2 separate regions of the Homo sapiens genome follow, and region 2 is linked to region 1. A link is an interaction called in ENCODE POLR2A ChIA-PET data of the cell type or tissue named here. Cell type or tissue: OCI-LY7. All regions are shown on one strand. Region 1 overlaps KCNN3 (potassium calcium-activated channel subfamily N member 3). Region 2 holds the start of LOC124904427 (a long non-coding RNA gene).

The links. ChIA-PET counts read pairs that join two places held together with the same protein. Peaks named below come from ENCODE experiments on the same cell type or tissue, not always from the same donor. Only the 100,000 strongest peaks of a DNase experiment are listed, where the experiment ranks them.
Region 2: POLR2A ChIA-PET joins it to region 1 with 18 read pairs; 3 of 35 experiments call an interaction of 5 or more read pairs at or near these places.

The regions. Positions count from the first base shown.
Region 1 is chr1:154,861,482-154,866,481 of GRCh38, forward strand. All of the region lies in intron 1 of KCNN3 (potassium calcium-activated channel subfamily N member 3), which reads right to left. Among named protein-coding and RNA genes, the nearest start is that of KCNN3, 6.3 kb to the right of the region's middle. RefSeq lists enhancers at 590-1,265, 1,266-1,939, 2,389-2,478, 3,006-3,895, 4,287-4,356. In OCI-LY7, a CTCF peak has its summit at 2,313; DNase peaks (open chromatin) are centred at 2,310, 2,910, 3,290, 4,200 and 1 weaker place; H3K4me3 peaks cover 4,668 bases; H3K27ac peaks cover 5,000 bases.
Region 2 is chr1:154,625,814-154,630,813 of GRCh38, forward strand. It overlaps LOC124904427 (a long non-coding RNA gene), which reads left to right and starts at 2,143. Exons shown (of 2, transcript XR_007066635.1): 1 at 2,143-2,254. It also overlaps a transcript of ADAR not described here. RefSeq lists an enhancer at 1,270-2,055. In OCI-LY7, a CTCF peak has its summit at 1,776; DNase peaks (open chromatin) are centred at 1,348 and 2,188; H3K4me3 peaks cover 2,417 bases; H3K27ac peaks cover 1,287 bases.

The DNA of each region.
Region 1 (5,000 bases):
GCAACCTGAAGCTGCCCTCATGCCTGCTCTATTCCCTACACACTCTGCCCCCTCTCCCCGGGCTTCTCACACTCAGAATTGAGCCCCTGCCCGAGCCCCTCCCATCATGGCTTGTCTAGTCCTTCAGGGACCCCCCAACCTCCTACAGGGAATCCACCCAGCATCCCCAGTCTGAGTCACTGTCTCCTTCCTCAGTCCTCCCAAGCACCAACACCATAAACCACCGTCCGCCTGGGATGGATGCCATCTGGGTGCTGTCTGACACCCCTAAGAACAGGACTCTCCGGACTGTGGCTGCTCATCCTCGTGATGAAACATGATCTGGAATCAGATTGCGAAGCCTCGGCACAGGAAGGGAGTTCAGCTCCTGTTTTTAGGCCAGAGAAACGAGGCCCAGAGAGGGGAAGGGACTCGACAAAGATCACACAACAAGCTGGAAGCAAGAGGCAGAAGCACCTCCTGAGGGGCTCAAAGCAGAGACGGGCCTTTTCTCGGCACTCACTGCCCATGACAGAGCTCAACAGAGGCATGAGGCACAGACAGGGACGCAGGAAAATGGGACTCAAGAATGAAAAAGAAACTTCTAGAACCAGGAATGGAGAAGCCCTTCGAGGTCCCTCACTCAAATCCCCAGCAGAAGTTTGTGGTGGGGTTTGGAATAGGGAAATCAGAAGTGTACTGAGACCTGAGCTCTCATTCTAGAACCCTCTCTTTCCTGAGATGGGCACCTGGAGTGAGGCACTCAACCCTGGGAACCCCTGTGCAGCCGAGTTTTCTCATCCCTGAGATAGTTGGTCATCATGAGCCCTGGGCCAGCCACCGTGAGGGTCATGAGGGACCCAGGGGTGAAAATGCCTTGTAAGATGTAAGATGCTGAGCTCATGTGACTGTCCCCCGATAAACAGCCACACAGCCAGTGCTGGAGGAGAAAGGCAGCCTAAGAGAAGAGCAAGGTGGAGGTGAGGGGTGAGAGAGTTATGTATGGACATGTCCAGTCAGGTCTAGGGGTCCTGCTGGCCCTCCAGGGGTGGAAGGTGGGGGTGCTAGGGGCTGTGGAAGGAGCTTTTGCAGGAAGGGCTTTCATTTTCCCTGTATTCTCCACACCTACCCTCCTCACAACCTGCCCGGTATCACCCTGAGGGCAGCAGCACCAGACCCCAGAGAGGAGGCATCAAGAACTGACCTTGGGCCAGTCCACAATCTCACCCTGATCCCAGGCCAACCTGGGGTGCCCACACTTGCCCTGGCCACCCCTCCAGCACTGTCTTCTCCAGGACCTGCGCCAGCATCTCCCGCCCTCCATCAAGCCCTTCCTGCCCAGCTCGTGGTAAAGTTCCTCCTGTTCCAACATTTTGCATCACGGGTCTCAGTGCCATAAACTCAATTTTTCTCTTTTAAGGATATGGGCAGCAGCAGGCAAGGGAAAGGGCATGAACTTGGGAGCTAAACGGGCTTGGGTTCTTATCTCAGTGCCACCACCGCTGGCAGTGTCAGTGTGGCCCGGTGACTTCATCTACACAGGGGGCGGTGAGCACGACCTGCTCCTTGTACTCCCGGGTGTAATGTAAAGCCAGCCCAGCACTCAGCAAATGGTCCTTGCCTTCCCCTCTCCTGTCACTCAGCAACATCCCGGCCAGCCCAGCGAAGTGCTGGGTGACCAGAAAGTAGCGTGGTCCCTGCCCCCAGCTGCTCCTCCCCTCCTTTCCCTCAGATCCCAGCTGAGCTCCTGGGGGTGGAATGACAGGGTCGGGGGAGGGGGCACTTAAAAACCCATTCGCCTCCTCCGGACTTTCCTCACCCGAAGAAAAGGCACTAGAATTTTCCTCCCTACAGCTCCTGGGAAAAGCACAGTCTCAGAATTCCCCACCCTCATTATTTAAAGAGGAATAGGTGCCTTGCTTTCTTGCTCTCCTTTTGGGGTTTTGAAAGAAAGAGAAGAAAAAGAACTACAAATGAATGTGCTGGCCTGCCTGTCACTGAGCTGAGTAAAGTGGTATTTCATCAATATACAGCCGCCCCTCACAACCCCCGCACACACTCATTTTCTCCCCCAAATGTGCTTCACAAATAACTGCAACAGAGCTGAAGCGCTCTATTCTGATCTTACATTTCCATCCAGGCCCCAGATTCTCTACAGAGGTTACTCAAATTTCTTTTCATTTTGACTTTCTTTACCTTATATTTTTTTAAAGCAGATCTTTTGACCATGGCCTTACAAATCCCTCTTCCTAAAAGCACAATAAGAGAAATACGAGGCATCAGCCGCCTTTCTACTTAGGCTGTGCAGGAGATAAGTGCCCCAGCCAGGATGCCCCTGGCGGAGCACCTGGGTAATGCCGCCTGTGGGGAAGGGAAGTCCGGATGTGTGATGAAGTCTTTCCCCAGGACAGTTATAAATAGTGTGATGACACGCAAAGGAGAAGCATATATAAAAAGTTAGCTGTCCCCCTGTGGGTTACAGATGTTTGACTCATTTACAGACTGTCCACAAAGATTATAAATAAAGTCACCACCACCCTGGGGCGGGTGGCGGAGAAGGCCATTTTCACGCTGTCAAAAGGCCATTTTCACGCTTGCCCTCCTGTGGGCCGACACACTCAGTGTGACCTGTGAAGACAAAATGTGTGCCTAGGGCCCTCGGCAGTGGGCTCGCAGGCTCTCAGCCAGTCTCCTGCCTTCTGCATCCTGGTCCTGCAGGTCACCCCACAGGGAGGGTCCATGGAAAGGGCTGGAAAGGGTCTATCCTACTCCTACTTTTCCACCATGGCCTGAAACACAGGCACCAGTACCCAGAGGCATCTTCTCAAAAATACCAGGACACTGTGACAGCCAACAACCTATCCCAAAGCAGCACCTGGGTCCAAACAGAAGGTGCAGAGCCACTTGGCTAGCCAAGCCTGCACTGCTGCTCTGCCCTTCTGCAGACAAGGCTTCCGTGACCAGGGAGAGCAGAGGATCAGAACTGGTTCCAGTGATACTACTCAATCATTTGGTCTAGAGGCTGGGGATGGACTCAGGGACCTCTGTGAGGTCTGCAAAGAGACAGACAAGTTGGCCTTGGCCATTCTGTTTAAAGAGTGAATGGCCAGACGACCAGGCTCCCCTGGGCATACGGAGAAGCGGCCTCCCATGAGGTTGTCTGAAGAAAGAGTAACTAGAAGTGGGAAAAGAAGACACTGTGGGAGCAGACAGGGCAGCCTGGATAAGCATCTTCACACCAACTCCTCTCTGCCACCTGGGTTACCCCAGCAACGAGGCCAGGCAGGGGCCACAGAGAGGAGCAGAGGGGCAGGAAATCAGTGGGGCAGGCGAGACAGGAGCATGGTGGGGGAGTGGGCAGAGGACTGGTTCTGCCTGGGAGGAGAGATGCAGACCAGTTTCAAGGCCGGGCATGGGGAAGTGGCTTGAGGTTGTACAGATTGGTGGAAAAGAAGAGCCATGCTGCCACACCAGCACTCTCCAGCCTCCCCTGAGAAGATCCCACAGCCCAACGCCTGAGATCCCGAGAAACAAGGCCCCTGGGTGCCTTGCCAGCCACACAGAGGTACCAGCTCAGCCACCAACATGATGGCAGGGTCAGGGTGGTGAAGTCACAGCCTGGGGAAAGGGGAGGGCAGCCAGGCCTTTCCCTTCCCTAATTCTTTCTGAACCCAGGGAAGAGAGCATACAGGTAATTTAATGCAATGGAGTGGGTGTGCCCCAAACCAGCTCTAAAAGAAAATAAAGAACACTAAGAAGGACTCCCCAGGTCCTTGCTGGTCTACCCAGGTGGCACCGATCAGTACAGATGATGTGATTAAGATTCTCAACAGAATCTCTAGACCAGGCCTCGTCACAATGTCTAAGACTTCAGAGAGTAAACCTGCCTATTAAAAAAAAAAAAAGGACTCCTCATTTGGTTCAAGGGTCACCTGGTACCTTTAGGAGCCCACTGGGGCCATCTCAGGCATCTCTGCCGTTTGATCTCATGTCCCAGGCATAATAATGAGAAGCTCTCCTCTTATCTGAGCTCACCCAGGAATCAAGCCCCACCTCCCTGCTCCAGGCTGATGCCTCCTAGCAGAGCTTACTTCCATCATCAGCACCTACAGGCCTGTGAGGCAGGAGCTGGGGATGTTCTGTCCCGGTTGCTCAACCCCCTCACATTGGCTCCCATTTGCATTAACTGAACATGCTCAGGGCACATGCCACCCTCCTTTTCAAAAGACCCAGGCCTGCATGACAAGTTACTTCCCCAGCAGCAGCCACCCGCCAAACATAGGTGAACAGCAAGGCCACAACCCCACGGAAAAAAAAGCAGAGAACTTCAGAAAGCAGCAGCTCAGGCACAAGGTTAGTTAATCTTCAATCACCTGGGGAAAAAAAAAGTTTGTCACCTCCCAAGGGCCTTTGAGTGGGAGCTGCCACTGGATGGGCAGAATTACCTAATCTGCCTGGTACCCCTGAGGTTGCCTTGTCCATCCGCCTGCCTCCAGACTGGTCAGCAGGGCCAACCAGGCACACAAAGCTCTCCAGCAAAAGAGTGTCACCCATCCCTCCCCAGGGTCCACTGAATGTCCCTGAGCTCTCCTGGGCTGTGACTAACCCAGACCATGGAGGAGTAGAGACCACTTCCTCCATGAAACTGGGACACAGATATTCACCTCCCCCCAAGAATAAACCATGCTTAAAGGTGGTCTCTAGTCAGACCCAGTCCCTTCTCAGGACTTCTTCCCTCCCAGATACAACTTCTCACTCCGTTGACAAGTCTTAGATCCCAATCTGTTAAAGCTCCAACTAATTTTACAGCCAGAGTTAGATAACAGGAAAAAGATATCTCCTTTCCTCTCATCATTGTCATCATCAGTAACAATCACAATAGGTCCCATTTGTTGAGCAGGCAGATACGTGCCTTACACGTCTCTAATTTAATTCTCCCTACTCGACAGCTGGGGAAACAGGCTCGCTAAAGCTCCATGACTTATCCAAGATCACACAAATAGTAGTGGCAGAGCTGGGAT
Region 2 (5,000 bases), 240 kb before region 1:
GGCCAACATGGTGAAACCCTGTCTTACTAAAAATACAAAAATTAGCCAGGCATGGTGGCATGCTCCTGTAATCCCAGCTACTCGGGAGGCTGAGGAGGGAGACTCACTTGAACCCGGGAGGTAGAGTTTGCAGTGAGCTGAGATCGCATCATTGCACTCCAGCCTGCGCGATGGAGTGAGACTCTGTCTCAAAAAAAAAAAAAAAAAAAAATTAGCCAGGCATGGTGGTGCACATCTGTGATCCCAGCTACTCGGGATAAAATTGAAAAATAATAAAATAAAATGAGAAGCTATAATTAATAAAGTGAGTTTTTTTTTTTTTGAGATACAGTTTCGCTGTCGTCCAGGCTGGGGTGCAATGGTGGATATTGGCTCACTGCAACCTCCACCACCTGGGTTTGAGAGATTGTCCTGCCTCAGCCTCCCAAGTAGCTGGGATCACAGATGTGCACCATCATGCTGGTCTAATTTTTGTATTTTTAGTAGAGACGGGGTTTCACCATGTTGGCCAGGCTGGTCTCGAACTCCTGACCTCACATGATCCACCTGCCTCGGCCTCCCAAAGTGCTGGGATTACAGGCATGAGCCACTGCACCCGGCCTAAAGTGAGATCTTCACCTCTTTGCAGTTCTAGAATTTAATGAAGTGTACAGCAGAGAGATTATGGATTTTGAGATTTCCCCTCCACTACCACCCCCAAGTCTGCATATCATATCTGGCAGAATAGCAAACATCTAAAATAGCAAAAAGTTCCCCTGCTTCTCAAGCAGCTGTACCAATAGGAAACCTTCAGCAAGGGAGCAAGTCCAAGCTCCTGGGTACTGGGCCCTTACTAATAATAGCTAGACACTTCGAATTCTGACACCTCGGGCAAGGTAGATATAATTATCTTCATTTTGTAGATAAGCCCAAGTAGGAGTGGAGAGGTTAAATAACTCATTCAATGTCAAACAGCTGCAAAGTGGCAGACCTGACTCCAAAGTTCATGTCCCCTTTCCACTCTATTTCCCTTTTTCCCATATAGCAAGCACTAACTGTTTGTAAATAACGACCAAGATATTTCAAGAGATCTTTAAAAGGATGGGAACAAGGCTTCTCTGGTGGAGAAAGAAGTTGGCATCACAACTGCTGACAGTTTGACGCCCCTGCCTTCTCTGCCCCCAATGACCCGCTCTAGCAATCCTGCCTCCCTCTCTAGCAACAAGACACTGTGTAGGCCTCTGTTTGCAAGTCTCCTCCCGTGGCAGCCTAGACTCTGCTCCCTCCGCTAATTGCATACTTGGGCTCCTCCACACAACATTCAAAATCCAATGACAGGTATCCCTTTTTGGAAGGCAAGTTTCCCAAACTCTGATACCAACACGAAACACCTGGGGCCGGATTACCCTCTAGTGGGGCCCCCAAATCAAGCTAAACAGAGAAGGAAGAGGAGGTGACGCAACTAGGCCTCCTGCACCAGGCCAGACAGGCTGAGCGCGGCGGCCGTGACCCCGCAGTGAGCTTTCCACAGTGGCCTCCTACGCCTTCCCTGTGGAAGGCACGCCAGGGCGGCGATGTTATCTCTGGGATAAAGGGCCGGTCCTAACGCAGTTTGTGGTAGAAGGCGCAGCAAAAGCGCCTACCGCGGCGAGTCCCAGGCAGCTCACTCTCCAGTCACTCTCCGAGGCGGGGGAGCCGGCGAGAGGGAAACAAGGGCCTTTGGTACCCAGCTGTTGGGCCTTTGGTACCCAGCTGCTGGGCTCCGGCTGGCACGAGCGCCGGAGCATCCGTGCGCAGCCTCTGCCGCCCACACTCGCGCACACACGGGCGCGCACACACGCACAAAAGTACACCGGCCCGGGCGTCCGCCTCCTGGAAGGCTGCCGAGACCGGCCACTGTGCCCCTACCAGCTGCGTCCCCACCCAGCCCTGCGGCCACCCTCAGTGCCCTGCCGGGGCGCCCCCACGCTTCCTCTAACATCAACGCCAGAGACTGGAGAGGCCGCATGGGCCGCGCGTTCCAGCCCAGGCAGGTGTAGCCGAGAAGGACAGAGGCTCTTACCGGGTCTTGCACTTCCTCGGGACACGGCCGGACACCCGGAGACTGCCAGTGCGGCCGCGACCCTCCCCCCACCCTCCCCCACCACGTAGCCTTCTCTACCTTCAGTCGGGAATCAATGGTCTGGTCGCAGATTGGTGACATCATTGGCGCGCCGGGCGTGGGAGGAAGAACCACGTGATTCAACCTCTTTTGTTTGCGCTCTAGGAAATTAAGGTTTTTGTTGCTACGTCTTCCTTGGTTTTTTACGTTGTGTTAATGCCGCTGTTTTGGGTACAGTGGGGAGTAGGTACATGGGTTTAGGATGCTGCATTTTTGCCCATGGCCTTGATTGAACTCCTTAGTCATTTATAACGTGGTTGGGCCGGAAGGCCTGAGAAGATACGTAGGTACAATCCTCTTTTAAAAAGACCACAGAATTAGCCAATAATACATTATAACCAGTAGTCTTTGAATGGCCCGTTTAAATTAAATTAAACGAATTCATTTTTAAAATAATATAATGAACACCTTCTTTAACTTGACATGCTAACCAAGAACTAAAATATTATCAATTAACTTTCATCAGCTTGTAAGTGGTCCCCATCTTGTGCCACTGCCTCTCCATCAGAAGTAACTCCCATCCTGAATTTGTGTTTACACAACTATTATATTGCTTTAATTTCTTTTCACATTTATATATATTACTAAGCAATGTATTTTTACTTTTCTTAGTTTTGTGTGTATTTCCAAACTCTCATCTAGAGGCCTGGGCCTGGTACATTTTTCTTTACTCATCTTTATTGACCGAAGTTACATTTTGTTCATTTTCACTGCTACATAAAAATCCATTATGTACCATAATTTATCCATTCTCCAGCTGCCAAGTCTTTGTGCAATTTCCAGTCTTTTGCTCTTTCCAACAGTGTTGGAAATCAGCATTGCTTTCTGGTGCCCCTGTGCAAAAATGTCTCTTGGGTGTATTTACCTAGGAATAAAATTGATAGGACTTTGGAATGCCAGTATTCCACTTTATATGATAGTACCAAATTTTTATCCAAAGTGGTTGTACCAGTTTATACTCCTACCAGCATCCACATCTTCTCTAACACCTCAGATTTCTTGGCTTTTGCTAATGCATGGTCTCAAACTGCCCTTATTGAGGTTAAGCATCTCTTTTAAATATGTATTGTCCATCTGTAGTTTCTCTTCTGTGAAATGTCAGTGTAGGGCATTTGAGGGATTTTTAGGGCTGAGCAAGAAAAAATATATGACCAGGAGGTGACAGTAGCACACTCAAGCTTTATTTGTGTGAGCTTTGACAGGTTTGTATTTAGGGGAAGTCCTTGGCAGCATGAGAAGATCCAGAGATTGGGGGTGGAGAGGAACCATCCAAAAGGGGAAAAGAGAAGGAAACTTCCAGAAGAGAGTGGCCTTACCATGTCCAGGTGATGTTGTTCAGCGGCCTGTGGGAAGTCTCTGTTTCAGAAAGCTCCCAAGGGCAGCAGCAAATTGGAGTCTTCATAAACCACAGATTTATCTTATCTATGACTAACAGATGTTGGGCACAGTTTCATGAGGTATACAAAGCAGGCAAGCAGCTCTAAATGCCTAAAAATCTGCTTAGTTGTGTTATATTTAAAATGCCTGGATGTATAAACATTTGAGTTAGGTGCTGAAAGGCTTTTGAGATAATAGATACCAGCTTGCTGTGAAGAAATAAACAACTCAGGGACCCAGATACAGAGGCCATCTTTGGCTCTTTATATAACAGTCAGTTTGAGTCTTTTATTATTGTTTTAGTGGATTGTTTGCTACATTATTCACAAACTTAGGGCACTGATTCTTCATCAGTTATATGTGTTGCAAATTTATCCTTCCATATGTATCCTTTCATTTTCTATTTTGGTAGATGTTCTTAACTTTGAATTTATTAATATTTATCCTGTTTTTCTTTTCCCCGTACCCTAATATTTATTCACTTACTCTTACTCCTAAAAATCTTTAAATCCTTATTCTCTCTGGAATTTACTTTTGTATATGGTGTGAGGTAGGGATCCCATTTTACTTTTTACATACAAATGACCTTTATTTTTCCCCAGGTTTGTTTATTGACTAGCCCCACCTTTCCCAACTTTCCCACCTTTCCCAACTTTGTTATATATCAACATTCCAGTTACTTATGGGTCTATTTCTGATCTATCTATTCTCTTCCACTGGAAAATTTGTCTATCTTGATGTCAACACCACATTATTTAATTACCACAGCTTTATAAAAAGTCTTGATATTTAGTAGTGCAAAATCTCCCTTTTATTCTTCATCCATCTTCTTTTTTTGGGCTATGCTTGGTCTTTAGTTTTCCCATATTTTAAGGCAAGCATCTCAAGTTGCACACACAAACAAGTTGCACACACACACACGCAGCAGTAACAACAACAAAAACCTGTTGGCATTGCATTGAATAATAAATAACTAATATATAAATTTGGAGAGAATTGACATTTTATGATTCTGAGTCTTCCATAAGCAAGGGATAACTTTCTTTTTATTAGGTCTTCATTAATGCTTTAATTTGGATTTATTATTCTCTTTGTCCAGATCTTGCACATCTTTTGGGGATTTTATTCCTAGATTCTTTGTAGTTTTTGTTGCTATTATAAGTGATGTCCTTTAAAAATATGCTTTCTAATTTTTTGATGATCATATAGAAATAAATTTGATTTTTGTACATTGATATTGTATCCAGCCACAATGCTAAACTCTTGTTTGTAGTAATTTATTTATTGATTCTTTTGGATTTTGTATGTAAACAATCATTATCTGAAAATAATGCCAGTTTCCCCCTTTCCTACGCCCAACCCTTATTGCTTTTTATCTATCTTAAAGTGTTACACTGGTTTGGCCAGGCTCAGTGGCTCATGCCTGTAATCCCAGCACTTTGGGAGGCCAAGGCGGGCAGATCATGAGGTCAGGAGATTGAGA